Linked DNA regions of Homo sapiens: region 2 is linked to region 1. The links are chromatin loops, found by intact Hi-C in ENCODE. Cell type or tissue: left ventricle myocardium inferior. All regions are shown on one strand. Links, peaks and the distances in the headings refer to the core of each region. The heading gives the core; the rest is flanking DNA.

Region 1 (5,387 bases), core at 260-5,259:
ATTTTCAACTCTCAACCATGGATGAATCCCACACAGCCATCCCATATTCCTAGAAGGCCTTCCTTCACCAACATATCTAGATTCTACTGAAATACGGCAGAACATCCCTTCATAAATTTCATGGAGGTAAATGACACAGGAAAGGGATAAGTACCATCCCACAGGCACGCTGAGCCCAGACGCAGACACACAACCCATTACCTTTCGGCGTCTCTGTTTGGATAGGACCTGGCCAGCGGTGACACAGCATGGCTGAGCACTATGTAGGCATAATCGAAGACCTGCTTCACCTGCATGGCGCCATAGGAGCTCCGGCCAACGTCATTCCCTGCAGCAAAAAGGCTATGTCAGACCCTCCCCACATGCACACCATCGTCCACATGTTTTGGATCTTCTCATACAAGTGACTCTGAAGCAGGCCCTCACCACTGAAACTCTTCCAGACCCTACCAGCAAAGCCCAGACAGGCGAACACAATGGGCACGGGTGGCACTTGGCACTGGCAAAGGCCCTGTCAATCACCATGCACAGGGCACAGTCTGTGAGTGCCGAGAGGACTGGTCTGCATCATCAGTGCCCCTGTGCTCATGGCCCACCTCACGGAGGCGGCTGCCATTCACAGACGGAGTGACAGCCCACAAAAAGCCACCTCTCCAGGTGGCAGAAACATGAGGAAGCCAAAGACTACCATTGTGCAGACCAGCAGCACCGACCCACTGTGATCGCTGATCTGACAATCAGGAGGCCTCACAGTGCCCCAACAGGGCAGGTAGAAGGGCAGCTCACCCCAAGTGCATCACAACTCAGTCAACGCTAATGGAACCTACAGGAAGTAAATCCTTTAGAATGGAATGTGAATTCTCACGTGTGGAAAACTGGGACAGCAAATCAAAGGAATCTGTCACAGCAGTCACCAAGGAAGCCAGTCAGGAGAAGCTTAATTTTCATAAGAAAAGCACTGTTTCTAATTTTAATCTACAAACAACTCATTCTTCACAATCAGGTTAAGTGTGGATTTCTTTTAAAGGATATATGTTCTAAGTACTGGAGTTTTATCTTTTCTAGATTTATATTATAACTCAACGATTATGTGGGTCTTTGTTTTTTGAGTACATTTCAGCAGACACTTGAAGACAATGCCAATGTCTCCAATGTGACTCATCCAACGGACAAAAATGGATGATACACTGCCATACCGTGCTACCAAGAAAACCACTCAAGAGCCTGCACAAATCATGCCATCTATAAACAACAACAAAACACATCAGCCAATGTGTTTTCCTTGAGACGATCTTTAGGAAATAAATAAAGCTCACATCCCAGAAGCCATAAAACAAAAACAACCATTAAATCTGAGGTGTTTTTTTAAATGTATAGGAGCTGAATAAAAAAATACAAATGCAAAAAACAAATTGGAAAAAGTATGACATGTGTGACAAGAAAGGCTTCCCCGACACACACAGGCCTTGCACACAGCAGAGGAGGGCAGCCAGCAACCGGGCGGACAGCACACAGAGCCACACAGAGGAGAAGGCCCAGGGACACGCGCCTGGAGCTGGGCTCTCCACCACCTGTTCTGTCACCCGTCCGCCAACGATTTTATCACCAACAGTAAGAATGGTATCTCACCTAACAGACGCTCAATCAAAATTTGTGGAATTCATAAATAGCAATGTGTTTAACCCCACTAATCATTAAAGAAATATAAATTTAAAAGCGTTAACACATGGTTTTATCAGATTGGCAAAGATTTTAAAAGACTGTCACCAAAGGAATGAGGACATAAATACCCCTGAATACGCCAATGGGAATAAAACCGGGAAACCTCTAGCCCAGCCTTAGACTCTTCAATGCGGCAATCCTCACGACAAAACACAACCTACACACATAGGAAAGGGTCAAGGGTAAGCGTTAAGTCAAAAGCCAAGTGACAAACGTGTTTGCGTTGTGGGATGTGTTCAACAAGATAACAATAATAAACATTAATATCCATATAGGGAAAAAGTGGAGAAATACATGTCCAAATAAAAGGGGATTATGGCATCCATGGTTTTTCTATATTACATACTTCAGAGAAACAAATGGTTTAGGGTGGATATGTTATACTTCAATAATCAGAAAAAGAAAAGATTTTCCTTAATTCTTCTTTATTATAGAATGTAAACAGTTAGAAAGACAAAAGTTAATTAGAAGCATTAAATAAGGATTTCTCAAAGTGTGATTATTAACTGGTTAGTATAAGAGAAACCTGCATCAAGAGCAAATGAACTGCCCGGGGCTCTCAGAGCCCCAACACAGGCCCTGTCACCAGCACGTCCCCGAGGCTGGCCCAGCTCTCAGCAGTGGAGATCAGGGCGCCCTTACCTGGCAGCAGGGGGTCCTCAATGCACAGCATCGACGGTCTGTACCCGCTGGTCATGGCTTTCATGATCTCCTCTTTGGCGATATAGGCACCTCCTTCTTTGATTCTAATACCGGTTTTCAAGTAATTAAAATTTCTCCCATAGAGTTCAAAAAATTCTACAAGAAGCATTCCAAGGTTTTCATCAGCTCTCCGGGCATCAATTCTTGGATGCAACTGTAAAAGCAATGCACCCACAATTTGTATGGATTCATGGCATGTTCTAAAGAAAATAGCACGCGACGAAGTCTGCTGTCCAGCAGCCTCTTCAAGGCAATACCAGTGAGTGGCACTCGCTCACTCACCAGCACCACGAGGAAGCCTGAACAGCAGCCTCTTCAACGAGGAGTGTTCAAAAGGAACACAACGGACTCATCTGAATTTTAGTGTAGTTTGATTTTTGAAATTGGTAATCCATACAGCAAACTTCCTGCAAACACAGATATCTGATTAACCAAATATGGGCAAATAAGTTGGACTATATTCTGCATAACTTAGTCACCTGGATGGTAGATGTAATTTCAGATTCTCGTCATCCTAATTTCGTTATGCTGAAGCACAACCAACAGGGGTCAGTGTTAGACTGACTAGTATGGCAGTATCACATAAAACCGGAAAAGTGAAAGGATTGATTTTAGCTGTGTAAAGGTCATTAGCATTATATCACAATATTTATAGCAAGCTTCCATCCTGCTTGTCACACAGATGAGCACCACTCTCAGTTCAGTGCCATATCGTCTTCAAAAGCAGGCACTGGGCTTGTTCGGAAGTAAACCACTGTCCACCACACCTCCTGAGGGTCATAATTCTCAGCTGTCCAGACCTGCATTGCCCACATGTCTATTTAAATGAATTAAAACAAATTAATTAAAAATCCAGCTTGTTGCTCTCACCAGCCACACTGCAATACTCAGTAGCCACATGTGGCGCCCTGCCCCTTGCCGGACCATGCAGAAGTGGCCATCACCATCACAGAATTCTATCGGACAGTGCCAACTCGAAAGGGATGGACGAGGGCACATGAGAGAAAGCCCTCAGAGAAGCACGGTGCTTGAAACTATTTATAACACAGAGTGCCAGGAGGAGCTGCAGCTAGAAAGCATACAAATGTTTTTAGGGTTCAGAAGAATTCCGGAGTTCTCTGCATATTTCCACCACACAAGAGGAGGATTCCGATTCTGGCCTGACCTTTATTCCCTTCCTTATTCCTTGTCTTTTAGCCAAAATCACATATCCAAGAGCCTGGCCGGTGCCAGGGTGGGCCTCCTCCCCTCACTTAGTCAAGAAACTCAGATGCTGCCACAGTCACACCGCTGAGGCAGGACAAGCTCTGGGCACTGGACAAGGCACAGGGATGTGGCAGTGAACACAGGAATCCCACTCATGCTGTGGTGGCCTCCTGTGGGGTCACAGGATCACTGAAAGGACCCCCTGAGGGGGTGGAGGAGGCCCTGGACCCAGGCCTGGCACATGGCACATGCATGATCAAAGTATTAAGTAGCTGTTGTTACTACAAGGCCATGAAAATAGTGCAAGTCAGGAGTATATCAGTAAAGAACAGAGGCCCATGTTTAATTCAAAATAATGTCCAAAAACTATGGAAGAAAGGCTATATATAAGGGCCACATCTCAGAGGGGAAAGTGAAGACAGGACAGTGTGACTAGAACTGTAAGAAAACAGACATGGAATTCCATTTTCACTACTTTTAAAGCATCTTGGCAGAGACAGACCAAGGAAGCTGCGATCATCACAGGTAGTTACCCAGTGATTCTACTATCATAGCATTCATGACAGTGAGAACATTACCAAATCATGGACAGATTCGGTAATCTCAGCACAATCACAAAGACCAAATTAATGGTAAACACTGGAGAAATACAGCCGTGCGGCTAAATTATATAGGCAAGATTTTGTAAAGGACAGAATTCTTCACTCAAGAAAATATAAACGGAATAATTACTGTTCCAATTAGAGATGATTTTATATGTTTAAAAAGTATAATTACAGTTTATCAATACATCACAGCATTTAACAATACTTTTTAAAACACGTAGGTTTTCTATTGATAGATTTTCCATGTTACTCAGCAAAATAAGGACCACATATAATTTAAGACAAAATAATGATGTTTCATCAGTCTGAGAAAGCTCTCTTGTAAATCCTTTTCTCATATGTGGTACTCAACTTTATTCTGAGACAAATTTTTTTCAATATAAATCACAGACAAGCACCAAGAAATGTTTATTGTTTACCATGAAATGGACATTTCTGAATACAGAGAATTCCCTGAGCTTGGACTGATGTGCACTGGACTCACAGAACCAGACGGGCACCCCTGCACCAACAGTTACACCCAGTACAAAATGAGCATCCAGAAAGGTGCATTAATCAAGAGGGTTTGATTGTAAGAATCAGAAATCAGCCTCTACCAAATTGAAACAATACAGTAAAAGGAGAGCAAAGGCTGCTGGAACCCACTAGGCAACTGGTTGGAAGAGTCTACTCTTACACATGTCTCAACAGAAACAGTCTCAAGAAAGCATACATACCTGTAGAAAGCTAATGGCCATTAAAATTAGGCTGTATGAGCTAATTCCACCTGTAAAAACTTCATTCAGGTCCCTCTGCAGAAGGAACTGTTTCAATACTAAAATCAAGTAAGGCAGCAATGAATATTTCTGTAAATTCCAAAAGAAAAAGATTTACTGAGTAATTACCATACTTTCAAAGAGATTTCACATAGCAAATCACACAAGACAGAAAGGAAAGTTTCCTCGATCCTCTTGCCCATCTGAAGGCTCTCAGTCATTAAGTCTCAAACTTTGGTTGGGGGACGCTAAGAATTAATTTCCTGAGGGGCTTGTGAAAATCGAGACTGTGGAGCTCTCCCTGGGTTACGACTCAGCAGGGGTGCACCCCTACCATGACGAGTCCACAGGCACAAAGGAACTCAGGAAGAGACCAGCGCGTTCACTGGAGTGTTTA
Region 2 (5,387 bases), core at 158-5,157, 120 kb after region 1:
TGTCTAGATTGAGGATGGTTTGTCATAGATGTTGTATATATTTACAGAGTCCTTACCACTTGAGAATTTTTAATATGCAAAGATGACAGTGGTCCTTTTAACTTATCCTCTAAAAAGCCCAAATAGGATTTTTTCTTAAAAGACACAAGCTAAATTTGAAGTAAGTAACTAAAAATTAAATATACCTCTCATTTTGTTTGATGTTAAAATCTACAAAGATTTAATAAACATTTTTTGGTTCATAAAAAGATGATGCTGTTCCTAAAGCTGTATAAGAAACATAATTTAAAAACATTTCTTGTAGAAACAGGGCCTCGCTTTGTTGCCCAGGCTGTTCTCTGTACCCAGAGGAAATAAACATTTATCTGTTAGTTTCTGTTTGTATTTAAATATTTCAGAGTTCCTAAATGTTTCTTTACATGAGATCAACAGCCTTCACAATTATAAATACTGTAGAATTTTAATCTTGTAATAGTACGTTTACATTTTGACTATCAGAAATTTGACGAAAAAGACATATAAGGCTATATTTGTTCAAAGTATATCTAGACTGCTTATCTATATTTGAAAATGAAAATTCAGCTCTTTACAATAAGTCTAAATGGCATGTGGTGTTCATATTGATGTCTTAGTGATTTGGTAAGGCAATAACTTACATGATCGTACTAGCTTTGAGACAGACAAGTTCAGGAAGACCAGATACTATATGAGCTGGCATTTGGCTGTTTGCAAGTAGAGGTTACAGTGGCACAGCAGATATTTGCCCAATACTATAGCAAATGCCAAATTTGCATGTAACCTACTATTTCGCCTCTAATGAGTCCAAAAGATTATTTAAAACAATTCTTTTTAAAATTGCCTTATGAATATGATTTTCTTTTGGCTTTATATTTTTGAACACATTAAATGTCGAGGAGGGAACTGGGCTATATGAGATAGAATCAAAGCGCTGGGGACCTTTGGAGGGTGGCCGTGGACAGATTCAGCCAGTTTCGTCTTCATTATTTGGTAGAAAATGCTTTTCAGGTATATTTTGTAATATTTTGACTTGAGCAGTGTCGGGCTTTTAAGTCCTGAGTTTGTTTCCATCAAAAAATCAGAGTTTAAAAGCAGTCAAATGTGTTTGTGTTTTCCAGACATTCCAGTTTTATTTTCATGGTTTTCACTCTAGCTACAATTTGACGCATGGAAACATTGTGAGCCTGCATTGTTAAATTGAGTGTATTACTGCATCTCAGGTTTAGTGAGAATTGCTGAAACTACACTAAGATTTATGGCCGTGTGACGTGGTACACTTGGTTTGGCATTGGATTGAGCATGGTGCTGCATGACATCAGTGTGCTCATTTGTACGGTGCAGATGCCTGTATAGGTGCAGGCCAAGTTTCAAAGCACATCCTGGGTGGGGTACAGTGGCTCATGCCTGTAATCCCAACACTTTGGGAGACTGATGCGGCCGGATCACTCGAGGCCAGGAGTTCGAGACCAAGCTGGCCAACACGGCAAAACCACATCTCTACTGAAAATACACGTCTGTAATCCCAGCTACTCAGGTGGCTGACTGAGGCATGAGAATTACTTGAATCCAGGAGGCAGAAGTCACAGTGAGCTGAGATTACACCACTACACTCCAGCCTAGGTGACAGTGAGACTGTCTCAAAAAAAAAAAGGCAGTGTTTTTAGTATCCCCCATTTCTCCCCTAATTAAAAAAAATAAAAAAAATAAAAATAACATTGATGTCATCATTTATAGAAAGTTCAAATATATTCACAGATATGATGGCAGGAAATGCTTTATTCTTAGTTATATATAGGTAACAGCCTAGGAGCTCAAGTTAATGCATTAGTGGTTTCCAAGGTAGGATTTTTTTGGTATGTAAAATATTTTAGTGCATTATTGAACTGGTGTTAGAAATAATGAAAAATATATTTTTTAAAAAACTAATCAGGTATTTGTGGGACACTCTGACACTGCATTATTTTGATTCTGTGTGATCTGCACATTAAGTAAGTCATCTTGTATCTTTTTTTTCTGATGACCTTACCATTGTTACCTTATAATGGTGAAGAGCAGAGGAGTGTCCGCTTTTTCATCTGATCTCGAGCGTTTCATCATTATAATTTTACAGTAATATGCATAATCTTGTAACCCCCATGGCTCTCCTGTTTCTGATTGGGCCACGGTGTAGCTAGAGCCATGTTCCTTAAGCCTACAGCGACATCTCTGAGTGTTGCTGACTGTCCGTAGAGGATTGTGAATAGGAGCAGGGAGAACAACATTCGAAGTCTCATTTGGCATGCGACTGATAGAAGCACAAAGTTGTCAACAGACGACTTTAGTATTTATAATCCATAAATGTTTTGCTTTCTTTTTGGTCAGGTATCCTGAAGAACTTGCCTGGCACACAAATTTAAGTCGAAAAATCTTGAGAAAATCGCCACACTTGGAAAAGTTTCATCAGTTTCTAGTTAGTGAAACAGAATCTGTAAGTTGATTTCTTTAGACTTGCTAGTTTCCTTAAAGCTGTAAATGCATAGATGTAGTGTAGTTCTGTTTTTAGGTTCTTGTCACTAGAAGCAGTAGGTGGACATCACACACAGTAAAGACAACTGCAGTGTGTGCACCACCTGTGATTTCTGATTATTTGTATATCCGTTGCCTTGTTTGGTTTATCTAGTCATGAAATTTAGTAAGGATATCGATGCCAGCTAGTTAATTTCTTGTTTCCTCTTGCTTGTGTATTTGGATGGCTATAGGGTTGGGGTGAGCACTGCACTCTCATTTCCTTCTTAGGTACACATTTCAGATGCCTGTTGTACATAAAAAGTAGTATGTTTTTAAGGCCATCTTGGTAGGGAATAGGTTTTTGGTTCTGTTTTTTAAAATTGATTTATTTTACTAAAAATGAAGCTTTTGATTTTACTTTTTACTGTGTTTTTTTTTTTTCTTACCACACATTGCTCTTGGTAACCACAAAACACCTAAGCACCACAAAACCCCTAAGCACAGCTTTGGTCCTCACAGGACGGCATCTGTCTTCACATTCTCCGTAGCCACCCACATTCCTTGAGTGCAGTTAAGGTGCTGAGCTTTTTACCTTTAGCATCAGAGCATCCCCAGCAAAACAGCTATTTGCTTATGTACTAAATAATTCAATGAATGCCCATAAAGTTTGGGTATTTTTTTTGGAATTCTTAGTCTCACATTTAAAATCAGAGGTTTCGTCCTTCCTATTTTCTAAACTACTACCTTCTAGTAAATCTGTGTGTCACCAGATTATGGTTCTTTTTCACTTTGGCCTTCTGTCATCTAAGTAACCGACTAAACTGGGCTTGTGTCTGCCTGGCTTTTCCTTCCTGAATAGTAACAAGAACCAGGAACTAAGTGCTGCCACATAACCCCATTTCGTACTTGAGACCAGTGCACGAAAGGATTCTCTTGCTCAACTTTCAATCTAGATGGAAGGCCAAATAGAGATCAGTAAGCTGCTAGAGAACAGCTCAGGTTTGCACTTGGAAGAGAGCGTGGGGTTTGTGGGGTGTGATACACATGGATAGGTTGGAAGAGCCAGGTTTTGGCATGTTTGGAAGATGGAGGAGATGGGAGTTTAGGGTGGGTAGCAAATGTTGTAGGGAACTAGTATAGGTTTTTGATTAGGAGTCAGCGTGATGAGAGCTCTTGAGATGAATGGCAATAACCTCTGGGTTATGGAAAGCTGGCCACAAAACATCTACACAGGGTGGTCATGAATCTGGTTACTGTCTGCCGGGATGTCCCCATCTTACTTAATGCTTTAATCAAAACCTTGGATGGATACAGAAGGCAGGCATATCAGGATCACACGTATAACTCAAAAGCTTGGAATCAGTGTGCCTAGTGAGTGAATCACCACAGACTCATGCTGGCCAGAAACCCATGAGGTGAAAATTAGCAGCCATCAGTGTAAAAGCCTGTATTTAAGGCTCTTGACAGTCACATGCCTGAGTTTAAGGTGAGTGATGGATGCCTGGGTGGCTGTTCATTTCCAGAAGTCCCAGCTTTTGTAGGGTTGTGTTGGAGCAGAAGCCTCAGCTTCAAGGCGATTAAAGTAGAGGTGTGGTTGAGGCTAGTGCTGGGCAGGGCAGGAGGATTTTGTCTGCACCTGAATAGTTCTGCCTTGTAACAGATGTCCTGGCCGACTAGAGAAGACAGAGGGCAGGGAGTGTGGTGAGGAATTTTAGATATTGAAGGTCTAAAGATGGAAAGATGGAAGCAGTGGTTGATGTCTTCATCTCTTTGAAAGGTAGTTATGAGAAATAGAAAGTGGGCATGGGCTATGTCTGAAAATAGTGGAGGACTAAGAAATAGAATTTTAGGCAAGAAGGAAAAACCATTTGACAGTCACTTTCTGTCCTAAGTTGATGCTGTCTGTTGAAGGTATTTGTTTAAATATTTAATAGCATTTCTGTCTTTGAGAGCTGCCCCTCTAGCTTCTGTGCTCTACTGCTATGGGGAGTTGGGGCTCTGTAAGCTTCAAGTCCCTTTTCTTTCATGGAAGTTGGTATTATACCTGAATTTCTAATATTTGAATGGTATAGCAACCATTTGTCCGCTAGTGTACAGATCCATCTCATTTAGTGTTCTGTGTGATAGTATGAGTTCTCTCATTCTGTATAAGATTATGTGCTGTTTTCCTGTTGCCTTTGAAACAATGCCAAAGATTGAAATTGTCTGCGGTTTTTTTTTTTTTCCTAATTGTTGCTGATTTTTTTTTTTTCCTCAAGGGAAATATTAGTCGTCAAGAAGCTGTTAGCATGATCCCACCACTGCTCCTCAACGTGCGGCCTCATCATAAGGTAGCATATAGCAACTAGAAACGTGGGGGCGGGCAGCTTGTTACCAGTGTCATGCCTGTTTGTTTTGATGAAACCATTTTTTCTTAATATAATTAGTCCTTTTTTTCTTCTTTTCACTTTGGATAGAGAGTGATATGTACGTATCTTAGTTTCTTTTTTTTTTTTTTTTCTTTTTTGTCCTACTTAATTTTTATGGTTTAGAAAATTTTCTCCCCTTTAGTTTTACTGATTTGTTTACCATATGGATTGTCTTCAGTGATGGTGATTGGCTAAATTAGGTTGAAAATGATAGTGAACATGTATTGAGAGCTCATTGTATGGCAAGCATTACTCTGTGCTCTTTTTTCTTTTCTTTTTTTTTTTTTTGAGATGGAGTTTCACTCTTGTTGTCCAGGCTGGAGTGCAGTGGCGCGATCTTGGCTCACTGCAACCTCCGCCTCCTGAGTTCAGGCAATTCTCCTGCCTCAGTCTCCCAAGTAGCCGGGATTACAGGTGCGCACCACCACACCCTGCTAATTTTGTATTTTTAGTAGAGACGGGGTTTCTCCATGT

What was found. Hi-C counts contacts between places; a loop is a spot of excess contacts. Peaks named below come from ENCODE experiments on the same cell type or tissue, not always from the same donor. Only the 100,000 strongest peaks of a DNase experiment are listed, where the experiment ranks them.
Region 2: a loop joins it to region 1, with 3 times the contacts of the local background. A loop is called at or near these places in 84 of 110 quality-filtered maps.

What each region holds. Positions count from the first base shown.
Region 1 is chr5:6,743,405-6,748,791 of GRCh38, reverse strand. It overlaps TENT4A (terminal nucleotidyltransferase 4A), which reads right to left. Exons shown (of 13, transcript NM_006999.6): 6 at 4,952-5,080; 7 at 2,365-2,578; 8 at 202-328. Among named protein-coding and RNA genes, the nearest start is that of TENT4A, 33 kb to the right of the region's middle. In left ventricle myocardium inferior, for the core only: CTCF peaks have their summits at 2,757 and 2,956 (motif pointing right); no DNase peak of the experiment used is centred there; H3K27ac peaks cover 754 bases.
Region 2 is chr5:6,622,662-6,628,048 of GRCh38, reverse strand. It overlaps NSUN2 (NOP2/Sun RNA methyltransferase 2), which reads left to right. Exons shown (of 19, transcript NM_017755.6): 4 at 2,380-2,485; 5 at 4,764-4,835. Among named protein-coding and RNA genes, the nearest start is that of NSUN2, 7.7 kb to the left of the region's middle. In left ventricle myocardium inferior, for the core only: no CTCF peak of the experiment used is centred there; no DNase peak of the experiment used is centred there.